3 separate regions of the Homo sapiens genome follow, and regions 2 and 3 are each linked to region 1. A link is a loop called in an ENCODE intact Hi-C map of the cell type or tissue named here. Cell type or tissue: heart left ventricle. All regions are shown on one strand. Region 1 overlaps TMEM178A (transmembrane protein 178A). Region 2 overlaps MAP4K3-DT (MAP4K3 divergent transcript). Region 3 overlaps MAP4K3-DT (MAP4K3 divergent transcript).

Region 1 (8,000 bases):
AGATTGTTAAGATGTTACTTGTAATCCACAGGGCAACCACTAAGAAAATAACAAAAAAAAAATATGTAGTAAATGAAACAATAACAACAAAAAGAATTAAAAAGCCATATTAGAAAATATGTATTTAACACAAAAGAAAACATTAATGAAGAAATAGAGGAACAAAAATGCATATGGCATATAGAAAGCAAATAGAAAAATGGCATCTATAAATCCTACCCTACCAAAAATTATATTAAATATAAATATATACTCCAATAAAAAGGCAGAGATTGGCATTGTAGATAAAACAACATAATCCAACTACATGATGTCTACATGAGACACAGTTTAAATTCAGACACAAATAGGTTGAAATTTTAAAGGATGGAAAAAGATATACCATGAAAACCATAACTGAAAGATGAAATGGCTATACTAATATCAAACAAAACAGAATTTAAGACAAAAATTGTTACCAGAGAGAAAAAAAGATATTTTATAATGATAAATGGGTCTATCCATCAAGAAGATACAGCAGTCATAAACATATACTGACCAATAGAGCCCCAAAATACATGCAATACCAAAAACTGACAGAATTGAAGGGAGAAATAGACAATTCAAAATAATAGTTGGAGACATCAATACTTCTATTTCAATAATAGTAAAACAACTAGGCAGAAGATCAATAATAGTAAAACAACTGGACAGAAGATCAACAAAAAACAGAAGACTTGAACAACATTATAAACCAACAAGATACAAGAGACATCTATGAACACTCCATCCAACAACAGCAAAATACACATTCTTCTCAAGTGCACATAGTATATTCTCTAGGATAGACCATATGTAAGCAATAAAATAAATCTCAATAAATTTAAAAACATTAAAGTCATACAAAGTAAGTTCTCTCACCACAATGCAATGAAATTAGAAATAAATAAGAAAATAAAATTTAGGAAATTCACAAATTTGTGGAAATTAAGTAATATACTCCTAAATAACCGATAAGGCAAAGAAATCACTAGAGTAAATTAGAAAACATTTTGAAATTAATAAAAACAAAATTACAACATACCAAAATTTATGTGATGCAGCTAAAGCAATAATTTTGAGGGAAATTTATAGCTGTAAATGCCTACATTAAAAAAAGATCTCGCCTGGCACAGTAGCTCATGCCTGTAATCCCAACCCTTGAGAAGCTGAGGTGGGAGGGTCACTTGAACCCAGGAGTTGAGGACCAGCCTGGGCAACATAGTGAGACCCTGTCTCTAAAAAAATAAACAAAATTAGCCAGGCATGATGGCACGCACCTGTAGTCCTAGCTACTCAGGAGGCTGAGGTGGGAAGATTGCTTAAGCCCAGGAGATGTAGGCTGCAGTGAGCTGAGATTGCACCACTGCACTCCAGCCTGGGTGACAGAGTGAGACTCTGTCTCAAAACAAAAACAAAACCAGAAAGATCTCAAATCAGTATTCTAACTCTCCACCCTAAAAAACTAGAAAAAGAAGAGCACACTAAGGAAAGAGATTACAAAGCTAGGGTGGAAATACATAAAATAAAGAATTAAAAATTGATAAAGTAAACAAAACTAAAATTTGGTTATGCCCATAATCCCAGCACTTTGGGAGGCTGAAGTAGACGGATCACTTGAGGCCAGGAGTTCAAGACCAGCCTGGCCAACAGAGGAAAACCCCATCTCTACTGAAAGTACAAAAAATTAGCCAGGCATGGTGGCACATGTCTGTAATCCCAGCTACTCAGGAGGCTGAGGCACAAAGATTGTTGGAACCTGGGAGGCAGAGGTTGCAGTAAGCCAAGATGGTGCCACTGCACTCCAGCATGGGCAAGGCAGCAAGATTCTGTCTCAAAAAAAAAAAAAAAAATCAGGAATGAAACAGAGGCTATTACTAACAATCTTAGAGAAATATAGAGAAGCTTAAGAGAACACAGTGAAAAATTACATGCCAACAAATTAGATAAAACAGATAAAATGGCATATACCTAGAAATATAAAACTCCAAGACTGACTCAAGAAAAAATAGAAAATCTGAACGCATCTATAACAAGTAAAGAAATTGACTTAGTAATTAACTTAGTAAAAACTTGCCACAAAGAAAATTCCATGACCAGATGGCTTCACTGGTAAATTTAACCAAATGTTTAAGGAAGAATTAACAACCTTCATAGACTCTTCAAAACAAAAAAAAAAAATAGAGCATGAAGGAAACTTCCTACTTCTTTCTATGAGGCCATTATTACCCTGATATGAAAAACCAAAGACACCACAAGAAAAGGAAATTACATACTATTCCTTATGTATAGATATGCAAAATTCCCCAGCAAAATATTAGCAAACTGAATTCAGCAACATCTGAAAAGAGTTGTACACCATGACCCAGTGAGATTTATCTCAGGAATGCAAGATCATTTCAATATATTAAAATCAATTAATACAATATACCATATCAACAGAATAAAGGTCAGAAACCACCTGATCATCTCAAAGATGCAGAAAAAGTATTTGACAAAATCCATTTGCTACTCATCAACAACCCTGTGAGCTAAATATAAAGGTATTATTAACTACACTAAATGAGTAAAAGAATCCGAAGCTCAGAGAGTTAAGTAACTAGCCTGAGGCTATTACTCGGTTGTAACCAAGCTTTAACATAAATGCTGTTACCCAAACTCTATATATTAAATACTATTACTCAGAAATGTTAGCAGTCCTTAGTTTTCTAGACATGCATCTTAATTTTGTGGATAGTTAAGCTAGAGTTGCTACATGTACTGTCAATTTGAAATAAAAAACAATCTTTCCAATTTAGAACCAACATGTGCTCTTTTGGAAACAAAGCTGATTCTTAATTGAAGGAGATTGGATTGGCGACATGGCTGACTCAGTGGCTTCATCCTACCTGCATCTCACAGAAGCTGCTTAATGCTGGAGAGAGGGTGTGAAGTGGGGAGAAACTATTTTCTCAGACTCACAAGAGCTGGCCTTAGAACAGCTTCTGTGCTAGGGAAATGTGTGGTCCCTTTTAAATCACTGCAAATATACTCAAGACCCATCTCCTCCTCTGTTCCGTGCTTGTAATGGGCAGGATCCCAGTGGGCAAGAAGAGTAACAGGAAGGAGGTGGCAGCTGGCCCAGGGTTCTCCTGCTTCCTCTGCATGTGCCAGGAATTAGGTAAGTAGTGCACACATCACCAAATCGCCTTTCCTTCTCCATGGGGCTCTCAGGCTAAATTTAAAGTGCCAAGAATTCTGAAATGAAAAGAGCAAGAGGGTAGGGAAAATGATGAGGTGTGGGCTGACAGTAACAAGCAGTACTCAAGGACTCCAAAGAGTGTGGGTCTGGTAGCAAGCCCAGAGCTCCACAGCTGAGTTTGCAAGAAAATGTTCTATGGTCCAGGTGTTCCACTCCCTTGGAAGATGATTAGAGACTTCAGGCAGAATTAGAAGAGAAAGTGGGAATGAAAGACAGCTCACCAGCAGTGTCAGAGACCTGCCATTAGCTGTTTTATGTCCTTGTTCTTAAACACTTGTTCCACTGTCATAGCAGAAAGTCAGATAGATTTGAAGAGGAAAGCAATATTATTAAGGTTTGGCTCCCTACAGCACACACATTAAATTGACAAAATGAAACCACAAAAATCTTACAGGGAAAGACCTGTAGTTGCTTGACAGAACATATCAAGCAACCAAAGACAAATTAGGTCTTTCTGATAAAAAGACAAGCACATATATATACATAGATGGTGACGGAAGTTCCATGCAGTGTTATGTTAAGGAATAATTTATACTGTTAAAATCCACAAGGAGGCATTAGATTCCAATTTTTTCAAAGTCATACATGCAAACTTTGAAATTAACTGGCTTTCTGGGTTTAGAGAGCAATGAATCTGGCTCTCTGAAAAGGAACACAAAAAGCATGAGCTCATAGCACCAGATGGCATCACACAATGGGGGGAAGAAACATGCAGAGGATTGAAAAGAACAAGTTGTGGTTTATATTTAGTGATTAATTAGCTTCTTAAAGGGCCAAGTAGAGCCACTTTAATGATGATATAAACCATAGAATAAGATACATAAGTATGTTGCACAGGGGGTTAGAAATGGAGCTTTTTGCCTGGTGAATTTCTGTTGTTTTCAATACTGAGTTCCAAGCTAAGTCATAGAAACCCCTACTCGAGGTTAAATAAGGAAGAAACATGAGAAAGATGCTATAAACAGTCATTACTATCAATCAATAATGAGGCGGGCAGTATACATGATGGTTAAAGACCTTGCGGTCAGACAGACTTGGGTTTGAATCCTAGTTGTGTGACTTGTGGCAAATTACTGAAGCTCACTGAGCCTTGGTTCCCTCGTCTGTAAAAGAGGGAGAATAATGGCAGATACCTCACTGAGTTATGGTGAGGAATGAAAGAGGTAATTCAGGACTTAGCATAGGATGTGTGGCCCACTGTAAGTACTCCATAATGTCAGCGATGGATTATGAATTCCCTCTTGGCACCTGCCCAATTCGCCATACAGAACCACTGCCACACACCAGGAGTCTGCACCTTAAATGGTCATCACAGATTAACCCAAGTGCACAGAGAAATAAACAGACACATGGCAACAGCTGCCTGAACAATGGCCCAACCAACAGCTCTCATGTTTCCTCTCCATTCTCGCCACTTTAGAACAAGACTCCCATCACCTCACTCCTGAAGAATTTGCTAACTGACCTCCTTGCTCAACCCTCAACCTACCCTGCATGCCACTGCTAGATAAATTTGCTGTGTGAAGTTTTGAGGCCTCTGGAGTCTCAGTTGCCCATCAGTAAAATGCAATATGAAAACCTTTAAGATTTTTGTTACATCTACCTGCCTTTTACAGTATCATTAACTTAATATGTGGCTTTAAATTGATTACTGTAAGCAAGGAACAGTTTCACTTGCTATGATATAATTATGTATTTGTTTTAAAATTATGTATTTATTTAAAAATAAATTGTCTGACACATATAAGTACTATATAATTGTTTATTTAAATGTTTTAATGCTTTGCCATTGTGTCAACTTCCACACTGACCAACAGAAGATGCGAAAATCACACGCGGTCCCTCAGAACATAAGACTGGGGTTTTCATTGACTGGCTCTGTCCAGGAACATACAATTGGGTTCCCCCTGAATCGAATTCAGACTCTAGACCCCTACCATCTATCCCTACCTCCAACTTCACTTACACTTACCTGTGACTGGTTCCCAGGGGCTACTTCCCTCCCTCCCCAAATTGTCCCCTGGCAACATCATGTCCATCTCTGTGACCATCCTAGCCTACATCACTAACTTTAGAACAGTCCAAAAACTACTAATCCCTCCAGGCTCACTGCCTTCGAAAAGCCTACCCCAAACACTGCAGACCACATAGCTCACTCTCTTTGCTGAGCCTCACCATCTCACTCTTGATTACTGGTCTTTGTCACTGCCTACTAGATCAGAAAGTCTGCCTCTTCATTAATGTCCCAAGTTCCTTAAGCAGGGAGGCTGTGACTTTTTTCTGGATTACAACATTTAAGAGGTATGTCTGAAACAGTTGATGGCAATAGCAGTACCACTAATGCTTAAGGTTCTCTAGCAGAAAGAGTTAACAACAGGCTACACCATTTCCTAAACATTTCAAAGACAACTTGGAATTCTTCAGCTGGCCCTTGAGCAGAAAAATAAAGAATTATTTCCCCAGCACACGTCTCAGTTTGAAAAGAAAAATCAATCATGCAGTCATAGGACAGGGTAGCAGCCATGTTCTGGTCAGAGATTTAATTTCAGAGCAAAGCAGGGGCTAAAGCAGACAGACAAAAATGCTTTCCTTATCACCTCCTGTATTGGGTATAAACAGTTAACCTTGTTAAAATAAATAAACTAAATACAGTAAGTTTAGGGGCTTAACACTGACTTTTAGAGCCTCAAATGGCTAAACCAGTCCCAAAGGCAAAGCTCTTGAGGACAAACCTTTCATCAGGTCTACAGAACTGAAAGGAGAAAGATACTAATTAGTAAATCTAAGCAGCTCTGTCCGGTAGAAATATAATGCAAATTGTAAGAATTTTAAATGTTCTAATGGTCATATTGAAAAATAGGTGAGATTAATTTTAGTATTTTTAAATTTAACATGCAATCAATACTTTGAAAGTTGTTAATGAGATATTTTATATAGTTTTTTCATACTAAGTCTTCAAAATCTAAATCTAATATCTTCTACTTATAGCACATCTCTTTTCAGACAAGCATCATTTCAAATGCTCAATAGTCTCATGTGGCTTCCATCCTGGAGAGGGGAGTTTACTAGATGAAAATGAGTAAGACTCCAACCAAAGCAAAAGCAACTGGGAGCAAGAATGTTTGATATAGAAAGGGCCTGAAAGGTGTGAGGTTATTCTTTGTTTAGATCTTGTGTCTACCACATACTATATCTGGTTCTGCCATAATTGTTTCTTATTATTAATGGAGACTCAACTTCCTGGTAACTAAGAAATTTTATCTGTGTTCACTCTATATTCTCTCTGGAGCAAGACAGGCTGGATTTGCATTTTGGCTTCACTATTCACTATCTGTGAGCCCTTGGCAAGTTATTTAACCTCTCTGAGCACCAATACATAGACAATGACAGTTCATCTATCTCAAAGGAGGATTAAATGAAATAATAATATAATATTATTAGTGTTCGCTTTAATTATTATTATTATTATTATTATTACTACTACTACTATTGCTACTTTTTTTATCTGAACAAATCCAGGCAAGACTTAAAGGCAAGACTCAGGTGAGTTCCTTGAACTGCAAACACATTATCTCTAGGGGCCAAAGAGGGAGAGTTCAATGACAAGTCAGACAGATTCAACCCATTTCAGAGATAGTAAACATCATCACAGAAGTTAAAAAAAAAAAAAAAGGTGGCTGAGGAATAAACCAGAAATAATAGTGTTCAAAAAGGCATGATCTTGTGCAACAGTGGAATCTGTCATTGGGTTAGGCTGACCACTGGCTTGCTGAATTGATTTTTAAATCTCCTTTAATGTACTTATTATATTGTATCTATAATAAAAAGTAATATCGTATTTTAAAATTTTAAATCAGATTCTCAGCTTCTCAGAACCATCTTGGCATACAGTTGGTGACTTATCTGGTGTGGCAGGTACAGTATTTACAACTCAAGACTAAAGAGAAGATATAATTTTATGTGGCTTACAGAGGATTCTCCCTCCCTGCCCTCCTCTTCTCCTTTCCTTTTTCTTCCCTCTCTAGCAGGAGACAAGAGAACCACAATGTAGAGACACTATTCTTTTCTCTCCAACTCAGGAGAAAAGGGACCTGATTATGCCATTAGAGAGAAGGCAGACACAGGCAAGACCTGACATCCATCCAGTGCCTTGTTCCCGGAGTCACTGTCTCATGTGAAACTGAATACAGCCATCAATTCAGTGGATGCTCATGTGGAACACACTGTGAGATTTTCCTTTCCACATGGGACCCCATGTTACAAAAACAGGCTAACAGTCACTACTGGTTACTTTTGCTCTAGTCACAACATACCTCAGAAAGATCAATATAGTCAGAACACAAAAGTTGTCTTAATAGTACATGGGTCTAATGCTATTGTTTTTACAAACCTGAACTTAAAATCTCTTGGATTCAGGAAAGCATCCAAAGAAGGTGGGAAGCAAACCTCAGCTTTCTTCACTCTCCTGTATGACTTTTGTTGTTGTTGTTTTTTGTTTTCATTTTTGTTTTCGTTTTTGTTTTTTGAAACAGAGTCTCGCTCTATTGCCCAGGCTGAAGTGCAGTGGCACGGTCTCCGCTCACTGCAAGCTCCGCCTCCCGGGTTCAAGCCATTCTCCTGCCTCATCCTCCTGATGAATTTTTTTTAGAGTGAACATCAATGAATGTAACTTTAAATTGTAAGGTTAATTAAGCCTGCGTGCTTCCAAATGTTAACAGAAATTTGGGAATGTATTTTTTCT
Region 2 (8,000 bases), 100 kb after region 1:
TGAGAGCTGAATTTATGCCCAATGTATATTGAAGGAAATAAAATGTTAGAAGAGCTATCACTCCAGATTTCATTTAGGGAAAGTACCAAATAAATACTTTTTATCCCTGTGATCAGTCTCACAGCCTCTCACAAAGTACTTGCCAACAGAGATATTTTGCTGATCCGATGAATTTTACATAACAAGGAAAAAAAATCCCTCCCGTAAATCATAATGCATATGTTGATGAGATGTTGTTTGATACCAAAAAGGCATTCTCTACCCCAAAGAAGGAAGGATTACTGCGTGCTAATACTAAATGCTAATGTTAGCCTATTACAAGTGTTTCATGCTGTGGCACTATTCTGATTTGTGCTTTGAGATAAAGATTTAATATTCCACTCTTAAATTACAGTATCTATTTGTTTTTTATGAGCCGCAGTATGTTCCTACACTAATATTTCAATTCGATCATTTCCACCCTGAAGCTTTATTTTATCTGACAATTCACACACACCACCTAATTAAAACAACTTAAATATGAGATATCTGGACCATATTCTGAGGTCTTCATTTATGCAACGATCACTTATTGAATGCTCCTGCTGTGCCAGGGTCTGTGATAGAGGAAAAGGAGAAGCCTGTGACATTGAAGAGGGGATGCAAAGATGAATGAGACAAGCTGTTTGCCCTCAGGGAGCTCTTAGGCCCATGGGAGAAATAGATACCTGGCCTAGTCATCACCATGCGAGATGGTGGAGTCTGAGCACATAGAAGAGGGGGACAGGAATTCTGCCAGGGAGAGAGGAATTCAACAAGTCTTTGGAGAGCTGACACTTGAATTAATACTCAAAAGAAAATGTTTGGCTGGGCGCGGTCGCTCACGCCTGTAACTCCCAACACTTTGGGAGGCCGAGGTGGGCGGATCACCTGAGGTTGGGAGTTCAAGACCAGCCTGACCAGCATGGAGAAACCCCATCTTTACTAAAAATACAAAACTTAGCCAGGTGTGGTGGCACATGCCTGTAATCCCACCTACTCGGGAGGCTGAGGTAGGAGAATTGCTTGAATCCGGGAGGCGGAGTTTGCGGTGAGCTGAGATCGTGCTATTGCACTCCAGCCTGGGCAACAAGAGCGAAACTCTGTCTCAAAAAAAAGAAAAGAAAATGTTTGCCAGAAAGACAAGAGTTAGGGCATTAGAAACAAAAGGACCAGCATGAACAAAGTCTTGGAGATATGAAGGAGAATATTTGGGTGATCACTAAAAGGTTATTTGGGAATATGTAGTGTGCCCAGGAGCTGGGAGTCCGGTAGTGGGAGAAAAGTGGCAATGCGGGAAATGTCATATCAGCCTGGGAATGCTTTTCTGCCGTGCTACAGGGTCTGGACTTGCTTCTGTAGGAAAGGGTAAGCTTTTTGGCAGTGTTGTGTCATAATCAGTTCTGAGTTTAGGAAAGCCAAGTACAGGAGGCATGGAGTTACAATGCTGTGTGTAGCAAAGGTCCAGCCTGAGCTATGAAAATCCCAGTAACTATGATGATAGCATCCGCTGGCAAAAGATCTCCAGCAGTATCTTCTGATAAGCATCTCATTGTTAAACTCTGTAACTGGAAATGCTGCATAACAAGACTAAGGCTCTCCCCATCGTTTTTCTTATAGCAGGCAGTTATTTACAACATAAAGTTCCAAGATCATTCCTAAAAGTAAGTAAGACGTCATCCCAAGATGACCTATAGTTGATCCCGTCCTCCTATTCTAGTCATTCTAATGATTTCACATGCCACCACTTTTTCTTTTCTTTTTTTACAATCAGTGAGGCTGAATCAAGATGGGCCAATGAGTCTGACTTGTAGAGAAAGCAATAATGTAAGAGGCTTGGGACCTAGTTATCAAAGCTCCTCCCTTCTAGGTCAAACAGGAAAACACGGAAATCCACCAGCCCAGTGGGAACCAAAAGTCAGTTTATTACTAGGCCAGCAAACATCCTACAAGCCTCCAAATTCAGCGTTCACTAGTATAAGCTAGATTACAGAATAAAAGATTAAACATTAGGACAAGTGGGACCTCTGCTCCCATTCCAAATCTCTACCTTGGGACCTAAGAGCTCCGGAATGCCTATGATCAATGGGCGTGCAGAGCTAACTGCAAGTCCATTCACTTGGCCATTGGAATGAATGAGGGCCGCAGGGGCAGGACAAAGGGAGAAGTTCCCACCTCTTTCCCGTGGGTAGCCATGTTCTGGGGGCTCTCCCAAGGCAGAGGGAGGGGAAAAAGAGCACATGGTTCCTGTGTCCAGGCAGTAAAGCCCAATGGGTAAGCCAAGTGCTTTGCCTTAGACAGAGTTCTCCCTGTCAGTCAAATGTGGCCAAGGAATGTTATAAATTCTGGCCAACCAGATTAGTCAGCTCTTTCTATCAGGACATGCCAGTGAGAAGATAGAGACAGGCAGAAATGCCCTCCCCAGAACTTCCATTGTCTGTAGGGCAGACATGTTTGGTGGAAGGCAGGGGTTGCCAGAAAAAATACAGAATGCTCAGTTAAATTTGGATCTCACATAAACAACAAATCATCTTGTAGTGTAAGCATATCCCTAATATTGCATGGGATATACTTACACTAAAAAAATTACTGTCTTCCTCAAATCCAATTAAACTGGTTGTCTTATAATTTCATTTGACAAATCTGACAACCCTAATGAAAGAATCTTCCTCTGTGGCATAGTCACTTCCTCATATGGGAATTGCAATCTCAGAATTCTAGAAATGGAGGAGAACATTAAAATCACCTAGTCCATCAACTTAAATTTATCCCTGATGAGAATGAGGAGACCAAAGAATTGCAATAACTGCCCCTAAGTCACACTGCTAATTAATGACAGACCAAGGAATATAATATATTTCCAGACCGAGCCCAGTGGCTCTTGTCTGTAATCCCAGCACTTTGGGAGGCTGAGGCGGAAGGATTGCTTGAGGCCAGAAATTCAAGACCAGCCTGAGCAACATAGGGATACCCCTCGCACCACCATCTCTATTAAAAAAAAAAATTAGCTGGGTACAGTGGCACATACCTATAATCCTAGATACTCAGGAGAATGAGGCAGGAGGATGAGTTGAACCCAGGAGTTCGAGGCTGCAGTGAGCTATGATTGTGCCATTGCACTCCAGCCTGGGCAACAGAGCGAGACCCTGTCTCTATTTAAAAAAAAAATACATTTCCATTTGTGGTATTCTTTCCCCTCTATCACACTAGGCTCCTTTTGGCCCTTGGCTCAATAGCTCTGGAATTACTTGAAAAATTTCCTAAGGGCAAAATGAATGATTTTTTTTTTTAATATCTCCTCCCAGTTCTACACACAATGCTTTATGAGACCTGGCAGAGCAAACGATGCTGTGGAGCGGCCAGCCATGTGGCTAAATCACCTGGGTGATGGCCACCACTCTCCACTCGCACCCTCTGTGTTCTGTGTCTGTGAACCTGGGCTTTGGGGTTGCTAGGGGCTAGCATAGCTTTTAGCCAGATGTGAAAATTGTCCTAGCCCCTCTGAGAGGCCATGAAGTATGACTCTCTTAAGAACACACAGCCTTTTGGAAGGGTCCTCTCTACTGAGGTAATGGGTTCAAGGAAAACACAGCTGAGACCTAGGAGCTTGTGTGAAAGGCACTCTCATCTCATCGGAAACTTCAGCTTCCCTCACAGCAAACCTTGACCAGAGCTGCCAACAAAGAACCAGCTGGGCTTTTAAGATTCCTTTCTCTCCTTCCCCTTGCCTCCCTCTGGTGGACAAGCAGACAAGCAGTTAGTACAATGGACTTGAGGCGGTGAGGTGTTCTCCAGGGCCACACAGACTGATAGACTGAGGTCTTCACCACACAGGCATTTGTCTGGCCAGCTCTTGACAAACTTGTGAGATAGAGTGATCTTCACAGCTCTCTGTCACTTCTCACAACTCAGGCCACTTTATCTTCTTGGTCTCCAGGACTCTGATCATCCTCCCTCCACCCCAGTCTCTTCCCACCTCCTTCCCCATGGCCCCAACCTTCTTCCACTGTAACCCAACCACGACTTAGCTTTCCTGGAGTCCCAGTGCCCCGGGCAAGTAACTTCTTACTCTTCCAGAGAACAAGTTGCATCATTCCAATTAGAAGAGACTGAATGGTCTTTTTTCTTTCTTTCTTTCTTTCTTTTTTTTTTTTTTTTTTTGAGACAGTCTTGCCCTGTCACCCAGGCTGGAGTGCGATGGCACGATCTTGGCTCACTGTAACCTCTGTCTCCCAGGTTCAACAGATTCTCCTGCCTCAGCCTCCAGAGTAGCAGGGATTACAGGTGTGCACCACCACGCCCAGCTAATTTTTGCAGTTTTAGTAGAGATGGGGTTTTGCCATGTTGACCTAGGCTGGTCTCAAACTCCTGACCTCAAGTGATCCACCCGCCTCACCCTCCCAAAGCGCTGGGATTACAGGCATGAGCCACCGCGCCCAGCCAATTGCACAGTCTAAGCATGAAGCTAAGCTACTTACTGATAATCATTATTTAGTGCTTAGTAAATATAAGGTTCTTTTGCTAAGAGTTGGATACATGTTTTCTTACTTACATTCATAATTTTCATAGCAAACCACTGAGGCAGATACCATTTTACAGAAGAAGAAACTGAGGCTTGGGAACATTAAATAACCCAGGCAAGCTTTTACTATAAGGGCTGGGACTGGGATTCAGACTCAGAAAATCTGGCTCTAAATTCTAGAAATCCCTGTCCAATAGGACTTTACAGTGACGGAAATGTGGCCACTAGCCACAAGTAGCTACTGCACATTTGAAATGTGACTGCAACGGAGGAACTGATTTTTAAATTTTATTTAATTTTTATTAAATTTAATTTAAATAGCCACAGATGACTAGTAGCTACTCTATTGAATAGCATGGTCTAAATATAGGCTTTGGCCAGGCGCAGCGGCTCACACCTGTAATCTCAGCACTTTGGGAGGCCAAGGCAGGAGGATCACCTGAGGTCAAGAGTTCAAGACCAGCCTGGCCAACATGGTGAAACTCTGTCTCTACTAAAAATAAAAAAATTAGCTGGGCTTGGTGGGGTACCCGTAATCCCAGCTACTCAGGAGGCTGAGGTAGGAGAATCGCTTGAACCCGGGAGGCAGAGGTTGCAGTGAGCTGAGATCACACCATTGCACTTTAGCCTGGGTGACAGAGTGAGACTCTATCTCAAAAAATAAAATAAAATAAATAAATAAATAAAATATAGCCTTTGTGTTATCCTAGTCACTTACTCTCCCCCTGTTCCTTCCCCCACAAACACACACACTCACATGCACTTGCTGAGTAGGTAAGGGAAATATTTGTTCACATCATTCCCTTGGCCCTCGCTCCACATAGATTTCAGGTAGAACCTGACGGGAAAATTGAGAGTTGACTTACACCTTGTTTGATGCAATAAGGCAAGGGAAAGGGAATCAATGATATAAAAGATATGGGCTCTTATCCTTGCTCTGCTAGTGACAAGTCACATAATTTCTCTGGATCTCAGTTTCTGCCTCTGAACAAGGACAGAGCTGTACTCCATGATCTCAGATATCACTTTCCAACTTTAATATTCTGTAGTTGGAAAATGCCCATAGAACCCCTTTCCAGCTCACGTTGAAAACAAGAGCTACAGGTGATAAATCTGGCACCAACAGTGATTACCAGGATGAACAGTCAGCAAGCATGCTTGATTGTACACATCCAACACCCCATAATATATAGGGTTCTTTTTTTAGAACCCTAATCAGAGATTCATTTGCATAATTAACATCTTTAGGAATAATTGCAAATGACACATCTGTTCACCATCTCCCCCTCCTTGGCAAACTATGTGTTATAAACACAGTTCCTTTAGCTCTGTAAACACTTGGTGCCTGTCCTTTGCTTTAGTCACTTTCCACCTTGGAGTGATGATGACCTTGTGTGACCTATCCCTGTGCAGTCCCATCCCTGTCAATGTTGCTCCAATTAGATCAGGACCCACTTACAACTACCTGCTTTGACTGGCCACAGGGCATGAGTTCTTAATCTAGGCTCAGCTCTCTAAACTAAGCATTCAGAATATTCATGAAATTTTGGGTGACTATACTTGTCATTTGTGTTCTGGGGAGCAGGTTTATGGCTTCCAGGAGTTTCAATGGGTGTCCATTACCCAGAAAAATGGTTAAGAACCACATACTATATGATTCCATTCACATGAAAGTCCTGAATAGGGAAATACATGGAGACAGAAAGTAGATTAATGGCTACAAAAACTGGGGAGATCAGGGATGGGAGAGTGGGGAGGGGGGTGATAGCTAAAGAATATGGGATTTCTTCTTGAGATCATGAAAATGTTCTAAAGTTGACTGTGGTAGTGGTTACACATATCTGTGAATATTTTTTTAAAACCATCGAATTGTGCACTTTCAAATAGTGAATTGCATGGTATGTGAATTATATCTCACTAAAACTGCTTTTAAAAAAAAAGTTTAAACCCCTGCTCAGAAAAAAGGGCCGTGGTTTACAGGTACCTACAGACAGTAAAGCTGCATCCTCTCTGTTCCCAGAAAGCCTTGAGTGGTACCAAACCTAGTTCTTTTTTAGAAATAAGACCAGATTTACATGAGTCCCCCCATTGGGGGAAGGCTCTCTAAGTCAGTGTGCCTCAAATTTTAATGAGCAGATGAGTTATTTGGTGATCTTATTAAAACACAGTGGGCCCAAGATTCTCCTGGTGACCCAATGAACACACTGTGAGTAACAGAGCACTAGACCAAAAGTATGTTTGTATCCTCTTGCTTCCCCTGGATCTGCATGCCATCCAGATACTTACGACAACACAAAATTTCCTGAGATTTTTAGCCCTGGGCACCCTTTATTCTGGACCAGGGCTTCCTCTCCAACTAACTTCCCTGTTCTCCTGCAGCTGAATAGCACAGAAACCTCAAGGGCCCCCTTTCTCTTTCTCCCTTAAAATCTAAGCCAGAGACAGGTGCACTCAGCTCATATGTTTTATTTCCCCTCAGCTCTACACTGGCCCAGCTTAGCCAGAACAAGGTTGCCTCCCCAGAAGGCACATCTAGCTCAAGTGTAGCTTAGACAAAATAAGTTATTCCATCCATGTGTCCTAAAGGCACAGTTTCCTTATTCATCCCCTACAGGTTTCATATCCGCAGTAATGAATAAGAATGCGTGAGTCCTTGATGCTTATTTTGAACCAAAGGGGTGTTCATCCAAAAGGAAAAGACTGTGGGTGGTCTATATGAAACAAGTTGACTCAAGAAAGAAAAAGAACCCCTTCACTAGCCTTATTTAATTTGAACAACCATCAGAGATGCTATAGCTAGGATTGAGTGGCCACGATATTTTGCAACAACTCCCATCAAGAGGTGGAGTCTATTTCTCCATCTTGACTCTGGGCCAGCCTTCTGACTTGTTTTGACCAATTGAATGTGACAAGTACGTGGTTGTATGAGTTCCAGAAGCCTTGTAGTTTCCGTCCTCTTTAAGTGCTGCGCTGAGACTGACCATGTAAGGAAGCCTTCCAGAGGATAAGAGGCTAAAAGGAGAACCAAGGCACTCCAGCCACCAGTCAGTGCCATCTGCGACACCTATGAATGAGGCCATCCGGGACCCTCCAATTCAACACAGCCACGTAAGTCAGTCCAGGTGAAAACAGCAGAGAAGCCATTCAGCCAACCCACAGAACTGTGAAAAACAATGAATCTGTCCAACAATGATAGACTGGATTAAGAAAATGTGGCACATATACACCATGGAATATTATGCAGCCATAAATATGATGAGTTCATATCCTTTGTAGGGACATGGATGAAATTGGAAAACATCATTCTCAGTAAACTATCGCAAGAACAAAAAACCAAACACTGCATATTCTTACTCATAGGTGGGAATTGAACAATGAGAACACATGGACACAGGAAGGGGAACATCACACTCTGGTGACTGTTGGGGGGTGGGGGGAGTGGGGAGGGATAGCTTTAGGA
Region 3 (8,000 bases), 180 kb after region 1:
CAGGTATCTCAAACATATGCCTAAGAGAGCACAATAAAATATTTTGCTTTGTGTTATATTTAAACCAGAATACAGTTCTTAACTATGTTACTTTTTAACAGATAATTAGATCAAGACTGAAAGAAGCACAAAAATACGTGTAATTTGGTATACTTCTTACTAATGGTTAACCATTTTCAATCGTGTCTTAATCTAATACTGATTTTTCTGACCAATTATATTTATTTCACTCACGCTAAATTCTTATAATTGTAGCCAAAAGTCCCATAGATCATAAAAGTGACTCTGACAACAATTCTTTGGGGCTTACACACAACTTGAAATCAAAAGCCTTTGTTTTCTTCCTCTGGGTCAATATCTTCTCATCATAACTGTTGTCATCATCATCAGAATATGAACTATTTATCTTGTTTGGCCAGTGTCAATAGTTGGAGAAATTACTTCTCTCTGTCTCATATTTCTAGCTTTCTCCTGTTTGATTTTCCATAGGCAGAGGAAAGGAGAAAGAGAAAATCTCTCACATCCCCTGCAAGATTGTTCCTTCCTAACAAGAAAAGACTCCCTCCCCCGACCTTTCTGAAGCTTCTTTTATCTACTATTTACTAGCAGCTACATACATTGATACAACCTGTCTCTGATATTAAGCTCCTGTCTTGTAATGGAGACCATATTGCCTTTCCAGAGATAAATCCAAGCTTATCAAAACACTTTTGAAAACCTCTTTCATAATAAACAGAACACAATTTCAGATAGTAGCACAGAGTGACTTCGCACCTTAGGACAGAGGTCTGATGCCAGAATGCTGTACAGTGGTGCCCTACCCACGATCTCATTTTCACCAGCCTGAGGCTGAACCTCTCCCTTCTTTCTTGCTGGGGTTTTCTATAAATCAGTTGTCAACAAATATATTGGATTCTTTACACTTTGATCTACTTAACATTTTGAAACAGGTATTCACTCAACTCCAAGTTCCTTTCCAATTACCTGGTGGGGTTTGGTGGGGAGCAGTTAGCTGGATACCTGTTTGAAGCAGGTGTCCCAGAAGCCACCTTGCTGTGCATAGACATCAGCTGGCATACAGCCTTCAGTAAGAAGGCTGATGGAAGGTACGCAGTAAAAATTAAAAGCCTAGGAAAAGTACAGGCCCCAGAGCCAGAGCAGAGCAGAGCAGTTGAGTGATGGTTCCTTCTGAGAGCAGGGTGGGAACAATTTCTTGCCCTGCTCCTGGGGATGAAAGTAAAGTCTAAACTTTTTTGCAACAGTGACTAATTCCCCATCAGAGAGCCTCCTGCGATTGCAGAGCTAATTTCATGAGTGGTAAATGAAGGGTCTCTCAAAGTGAGAGCTGACAGAGGAAGAAACAGAGAAAAACTAAAAGCAAATCCCTAAACATTACCCACATTGCAAAACAGAAGGGAATTTTCAGAAGCAATGATAGAGAACGGCCCACCTCCAGATCTCCCTCAGACATGTTTTCTTCCTTCCTGACTCATTGAGTTTCTTTAGGAAAGCCTGGTGAGAAGGGATTATGAAGCAGGCAAGGGAGCCAGCCTTTTCTGGCAACACAGGGCATTTTGATTTCAGAATCTGCAAATCTTCAAGAACAGACCCGGTGTGCACTAGTGTTCTAGGCTGGAGTCCAGCAGCAGTTCAGCTGCAGATGAAGCAAATCAGCTGGTTGGTGCTGACAGCCAGAGACCCAAGGACTTTCCTGGTGCTACACCTCTCTGGAAGTTTGAAGATGTTGGGACAGGTTTGCCTTCTGAAATGTGCAAATGTCACCAGCCGGGAGTGGCAGATGCCAGGAGGCATCTGCAAACAGATCTCCATCTGGCCATGGGCTAGGCTTCCTGGGACACAGATTAGAATAGTTTGAAACAAAGGGGCGGAAGCACCGGCTAAGCTTTTCACATATTGTTATGGTCTCTGGGTCACTTCCTGCCTTTGGAATTTATTTCCTTTCCAGGTTCAGCAAAATTCAATGAATGACAAGAAAGAGTTTGGGGTTTGTCTTTGCCTCTGGCCCAGTCGAGGGGCGGCTCTGCCTCTGTGAACTTGTACCTCTGCAGTGGTTGCATTCTCCCGCGCTGTTTGTTCACACTGAGCCCAGCATGGGGGAAGCTTCAGGATGCAACAATAAATAAGGGAAGGGAGCCATCTCCAGTTGAGTCAGATAAATCCTCTTCTTCCTAGAAAACAGAAAAGGAAAGAATAGATTGGGAAGGGCAAAAATGATGTTTTATCAAGGAGAGCTCTTTCTCACCAGCTCCCCATTCAGAGATGTAACCAGCTTTGAAGGTAGGAGGCCGAACGTGGCTCCATGCAGTCGCACCTCCCACCTCCTGGAGTCAGCCAGTAGGCCAGATAGGTACACAGGACAGTGACATTTGCTACACAACAATGATCTGCTTTGTTTTCTTTTACCAGTATTTAATTTGCACTTTGTTCCAACAGGGACTTCAGGTAGCAATAACTGCCTTTCTGACAGCATTTTCACGCTCATTTTGGGCACTTTGAAGCTGACATGAATGCATATCGCAAAATCCTTCTGCAACCCCCGGCAATCCCTGTACATCCACTGCAGTTCTGCAGTGCAGAGACCCCCAGAGGCCAAGGCAGACCCTTTTGCCCCAACAGCTGCAGGACCCTATCAAAACTTAATGTGGTCCCTGCTGCCCCTGTCATTTCTTTGAGAAAGAGTGTGTCTCTCTGAATAGTGATCCACCGTCATGAATAAGTTCCTTCTGAAAGCCGGCTCATACAGCCCTTGTCAGGAAGAATCTCGCAGAGCCTGTCCACATATCCAGAGTCCATCTCTCTCTAGACTGAGAGGTCAGGGTTCATAGCTTTAGAGGAAGGGTAATTTTTGCCCCCACCTTTAGTCTAAACACAGCTAAACTAGCAGCAAACGCTATTGTAAATACAGAGGAAGTTGCAACTAGTGATCAGCCTTTCTCCTGGTGCCACTCAATCTCCCAGAAATAAGAACTAAAGCTTCCCCTCCATCAGTTTAAACAATCTCTTTGCTCGAGGCTGCAGATGCCACCACTGTTGGGAGCTAGCAGTGACAGGGCTGCTGCCTTGGGTTATCACTGTGGCTCAGGCGTCAATCAAATTGACCTTTTCAAATTGCACCAACACATCTCGCATTCACAGAAATGGTCTGCTGTGACCTTCACAACAATTGTTCCTAACCACTTTAGGAAGTTCTGGGGGAAGGAAGTAAGTAGGTAGGGCGGAGATGGCTGTATACATACCAGGGTCAGGAACACCTGTAGAGTACGAAAGCAACAGGAAGTCTGCCCAAGAGTCCCAACTTTCCTCCATGAAAAAGCGCTCTGTCAGATTCAGGCATTATGTTTCCATATAAAAGTATAACCCGGGTCTGGGAAATTTATAAATCATTACTTTTAAACTTTACAGAATCTGATAGCACGGGACTGTCAGGGAGCCAGGAATCTGCATTTTTATCAAGCCCACCGGCTGCTACTAGTACAGGTGGTCTGTGGCTCAGACTTTGGAACACTGTGCTATAAGGAATTGTGAGTCATTGTCAGGTTAGCATGGAGGAACTGGTAACACAGATGAACATTGCACCTGGATGCCAGGCCAGGCTTTGGCAGTCTGTATGACCGACCCTGGGTAAGACAATTTAATTCTCTGAGACTAAAGGCCTCAGGACTAGACAGAAGACCTTCAAAAATTTAGAAATAGCTTCTAAATTACGGCCCAAAGGCCTACAGATTTGGAGCACTGGTCCAAACAGAAGGACCAGGGTTCTGCAGGCATGCCCTGAACACTCACTGAAGTTCTTCGTTGCAGAAAACTCCAGCAGCCAAGGTGGAACCTCTTGCCCAGGGCTGCAGTCCTAGAACTCTGTGGTCATGGGATGCAAGAACTGCATCTTTGCTCTCAGCCATTTCCAAGTAGGAGAAAGGGAAAGGAAGAAGATTCTATTTATGTAGTGCATTATATGCATTATTTTTTAAATTCTCACTTAACCCTAGTATCATTAGTCTCCTTTTGAAGATGAGAGAATTGAAGATCAAAGATGTGAAATAACTTGCCCCAATTCCCCCAGGTCTCATGGCTATAGAATGCTTGAACTGAAATTTCAGTTCATGTCTTCCAAGATCCAGGTGCCATGTTCTTTCCACAAAACCATTCAGAACTGGAAGTTTTGCTGTGGCCATCCTGAAGGCCTGGCTGTTTGGAAACCCTCCAGATACCCTCACCTCTCCCTGACATCCATCCCACACCTGTTCACCACTCTACTTCAGAATCTCACACACCCTGGGTCTTTCCTCCATCCCTGACCTCCAGCTGATCGCTCAGCTGAACTCATTTCTTATCCCTACAACTTCTTGACTCCCAGTAATTAAAATACATCAGCTGCCACTTCTCCTGGGCTGAGGAGGATGTTTCTGGCCCACAACTACTCCAGCCACTGACTTCAAGATCAAGTCAGCTGGGTCCTGGAAAACTCAGTGTATCCCTAAGGATTTCCATGAATTGAGAATCTCTAAATGAATGCTTAAGAGGCATTTGTGCACTTACTGATTCTAACCCACACATACACAAGCACATACACACAAACAAATATGCACACACAATACACATACACATACACACACAGAGATCTCTTCTCAACTCAGGGCAGAGATATAGAAAACCCTCAGGGAGAAACCAGTGCCCTTCTATTAGGAGATGACACATCAAACTTCAACTTCCTAACAATAGTGATTATTCTGGGATGCTGGGCACCCCCTAGTGGGAGTAATGGAGAGAGAAGACAGACTGTTTTGGTGCTGTTCTCAGTAACCCATTCCACCCACAACTTCCTGCCCCTTCGCTGCCTTCTCTTTCCAGCCCATCTCACTGTTCTTGGAATGATTCATTCTTCCCACGATGATTGGGCCTTTTGCCCCATAAAACCCTCCCTCTCTTTACAGACATAATGGACTAAAACTAAGCAGAAGGCAACTCAGGCAGAACAGCAGGAAAAACTTCCTATGGGGAGAGCGATTAAAATCTGAAATGACCTTACAAGGCAAACTAAGTAAGACCTAACTGCACTGGGCAGAACAATAGAGAATATCTCAGAAAGATATTCTTGGAGATGAAGAGGATGAGGGAAAAGCTATTTCCCTGATTTCATATATTAATGCCCCCATCCAACACTCTCAGACTGATTTCATGACAATATAAATGCCCTGTGCTACATCTAACCCCTTTTAAGACCAAGAGAACACCCAACATTTATACATTTGAAATAAACAGATGAAGCCTGTCCCAGCAGAGTGGCAGCTCATCCATGAACTGGGCACTATGTAGTACTGTGGGACATTCTGAACATTTGTGTACTAATACCCACTCTTTTCAAGGCCACTGCCATAGCTCCCCACGACGGGATGAGTCCTACTATACTGTAAACAATAAAGTGTTTTCTGAGTGTTTACGTTATACCAGGCTCAAGATTCGTAAGCATTTTTAAGACATGCGCACATCTAGTTCAGTCCCTTCTCCAAACAAGGGCCTTAATAAAAGATAGGGAGAGTAACATATTTAAGTGCATGCGCAAAGAATCCTTCTGGGCATATTCACAGTTCTTATTTTAGTTAAGTATTTGATAACTTGTTCACTGGGTAAGGGGCCAGCCAGTCTCATCTTGGGGACCAGTGCCTGTCTCTAGTAGATGTGACAATTATACAGCACCCACCTTCATGCAGAGCTTTGGTTGTTATGATCTTATTCCTTCCTAGATTTGAGTCATCAGCTCATTAGTGCCCATTCAACTTAGCCTTCCTCTGATGAATCCTCTAAAACCTTGCTCATAATTTTACCGATACCAGCACAGGATTTTCTCTGCTATGCCTCCTGCTTCATCTGGAGCCTAGTGACTTGGAGAGTCTAATCTCACAACTGCTTACAATGTTAATCCCTTTCATCTCTTCTTTTAGAACCATGTGGTGATGTTCATCTTTCTGACAACCAAGAACCTTGGAAGAATCTCTCGCCTCAGGCGCTCCTATTTTTGTGCCTAGCTCGGCCGCCTTCCAAATCACCAGAGGCATCATAGAATGCAACTGTCTGTGGAGGGTTGGAGGACGAATTGGACACAAATTCATTGGACGGCTGAAGGAAAAAAGAAAGGTCAAGGATGCTCCAGCTTGGCCAGCCTCGCAGGCCTGACAGCAGAAGCTGGAATTCTTTCTTTTATAACTTGGGCTTGAATTAAAGGCATTTTTTTTTAGTCCAGAGACCTTTGGCCTTCACTCCAAACAGAACACTCAGTGGGGTGGAGCAAGGCTGTCTGTTGGCAGGAAGGGCATGCTGACCTCTGGCCCTAATGCCTTCCCTAACCTGGAAAGACATAAAAGCTGTGGTGAGTTAGCTGAGCCACCTGGAGGGCTCTGTCAGTATGTAGAATGTTCTAAATCATGTAAGGGGCCCTGCCTTTGTAAAGAAGAGTGGTGATGTGTTTATGGGCTCAGAGAAGAAAACATATGGAGAGAAAATGAGAATTAAGAAGAATAAACCTAACTAGTGGCTGCTTTGGGTGTCTAGAAGACAAGTAAAACTCAGAAAAGAGGCCCCAGTTCTGAGAGGCAGAGATAAGGGAACTTCCAGTACATCTGTCTCTATTTTCAGAAGAGATAAAAACCAAATCATAAATCTAAAGATGAAGGTACATTCATCTGGGGAGAGGACTAAACAAGCTGTTATATTTCAAACAGCTATTAGGATTGCAAAAATGAACACTTTTAACTTGCTAGTGGAAGCATTTCTTTCCTGCAAGTCACCTTGGATCAGATTAGACAACAAAGAGAAGATAACAAAAAATTATTTTTTTGTGCAGGCTAAGAAGCATTAATTTAGGCTCTTTGTACTAAGCTAGATTCCCGTCCTGGATGCTTTCCAAGAAAAAGCAAAAAGTGAGCAACCAGAGCAGTTATGGGAAATTCAAGTGTGTGCTTTGTTGGGAAGGATGAGAACGGGGGGTTCCGCTGGCCCAGAGCTGCAAACGAAATCAATGGTCTGCAGCTTGGGAGGTGACCAGAGGACCCAGGCCACTGGATCAGGCGCTCAGAGAGCCAGCATGAGCCTTCAAGGCAGTGCTTGTGGGCAGGAGGACAGGTCTGAGCTTCCTGCCAGTGCCTATGGCAAGTTGGATATGTATTTGCCAGTATCCCCAAGGGAAGGGGTTCTGTGCCAGCTGGAGCTCTCTCAGGAAAGACAGGTAGCTCTCAGATGAAGTCCAAGGAAACCAGGTGAGGGCTTGAATTGTGGCCAGCGAAGCAGGGTGTCTAACACCTGAGGAGGCCAGATGGGGGTCAGGAGCATTCAGGCAGGGAAGAAGGGGTGTGACATGCCCATGAAAGGTGGGTGTGGGCATTCCAGGGCCTAGATAATGTTTATGGAAGAGGTTTCTATCACAACACAATACAAGGCACTCTTGCTGTCCTAAAACCTTTTCTCCAGCTGAGTTTCTGACTCTTTTAAAGCCACAATGTAGGCCAGACATGGTGGCTCACGCCTGTAATCCCAGCACTTTGGGAGGCTGAGGCGGGCGGATCACCTGAGGTCAGGAGTTTGAGACCAGCCTGACCAACGTGGAGAAACCCTGTCTCCATTAAAAATACAAAATTAGCCAGGCATGGTGGCGCATGCCTGTAATCCCAGCTACTCGGGAGGCTGAAGCAGGAGAATCACTTGAACCTGGGAGGTGGAGGTTGTGGTGAGCTGAGTTTGTGCCATTGCACTCCAGCCTGGGCAACAAAGAGCGAAACTCCATCTAAAAAAAAAAAAAAAAAAAAAAAAAGCCACAATATAAGGACATTCTCAGGAACATTGAAGCTAAGAGGCCATAGATTGAATAAGATGGCCAAATATGCCACACGGAGCCAAAGAAGCAAGGCAAGCCTCTGCAGAGTCCCATTTGACGTGAAGAGGCAGATAACCAATGTTTCCGAATCATAGTAACTGAAGTTAAAGGAATG

What was found. Peaks named below come from ENCODE experiments on the same cell type or tissue, not always from the same donor. Only the 100,000 strongest peaks of a DNase experiment are listed, where the experiment ranks them.
Region 2: a loop joins it to region 1, with 14 times the contacts of the local background. A loop is called at or near these places in 51 of 110 quality-filtered maps.
Region 3: a loop joins it to region 1, with 9 times the contacts of the local background. A loop is called at or near these places in 58 of 110 quality-filtered maps.

The regions. Positions count from the first base shown.
Region 1 is chr2:39,692,898-39,700,897 of GRCh38, reverse strand. The region is part of intron 1 of TMEM178A (transmembrane protein 178A); the gene reads right to left. Among named protein-coding and RNA genes, the nearest start is that of TMEM178A, 31 kb to the right of the region's middle. In heart left ventricle, a CTCF peak has its summit at 3,808; no DNase peak of the experiment used is centred here; H3K27ac peaks cover 1,270 bases.
Region 2 is chr2:39,589,690-39,597,689 of GRCh38, reverse strand. The region is part of intron 5 of MAP4K3-DT (MAP4K3 divergent transcript); the gene reads right to left. Among named protein-coding and RNA genes, the nearest start is that of TMEM178A, 72 kb to the left of the region's middle. In heart left ventricle, a CTCF peak has its summit at 3,762 (motif pointing left); no DNase peak of the experiment used is centred here.
Region 3 is chr2:39,510,603-39,518,602 of GRCh38, reverse strand. It overlaps MAP4K3-DT (MAP4K3 divergent transcript), which reads right to left. Exons shown (of 6, transcript NR_037875.1): 4 at 2,062-2,189; 5 at 1-20. Among named protein-coding and RNA genes, the nearest start is that of MAP4K3-DT, 77 kb to the right of the region's middle. RefSeq lists enhancers at 1,191-1,783, 1,784-2,375, 2,376-2,968, 6,201-6,495 and a silencer at 3,057-3,277. In heart left ventricle, a CTCF peak has its summit at 4,776 (motif pointing left); DNase peaks (open chromatin) are centred at 1,722 and 2,062; H3K27ac peaks cover 7,022 bases.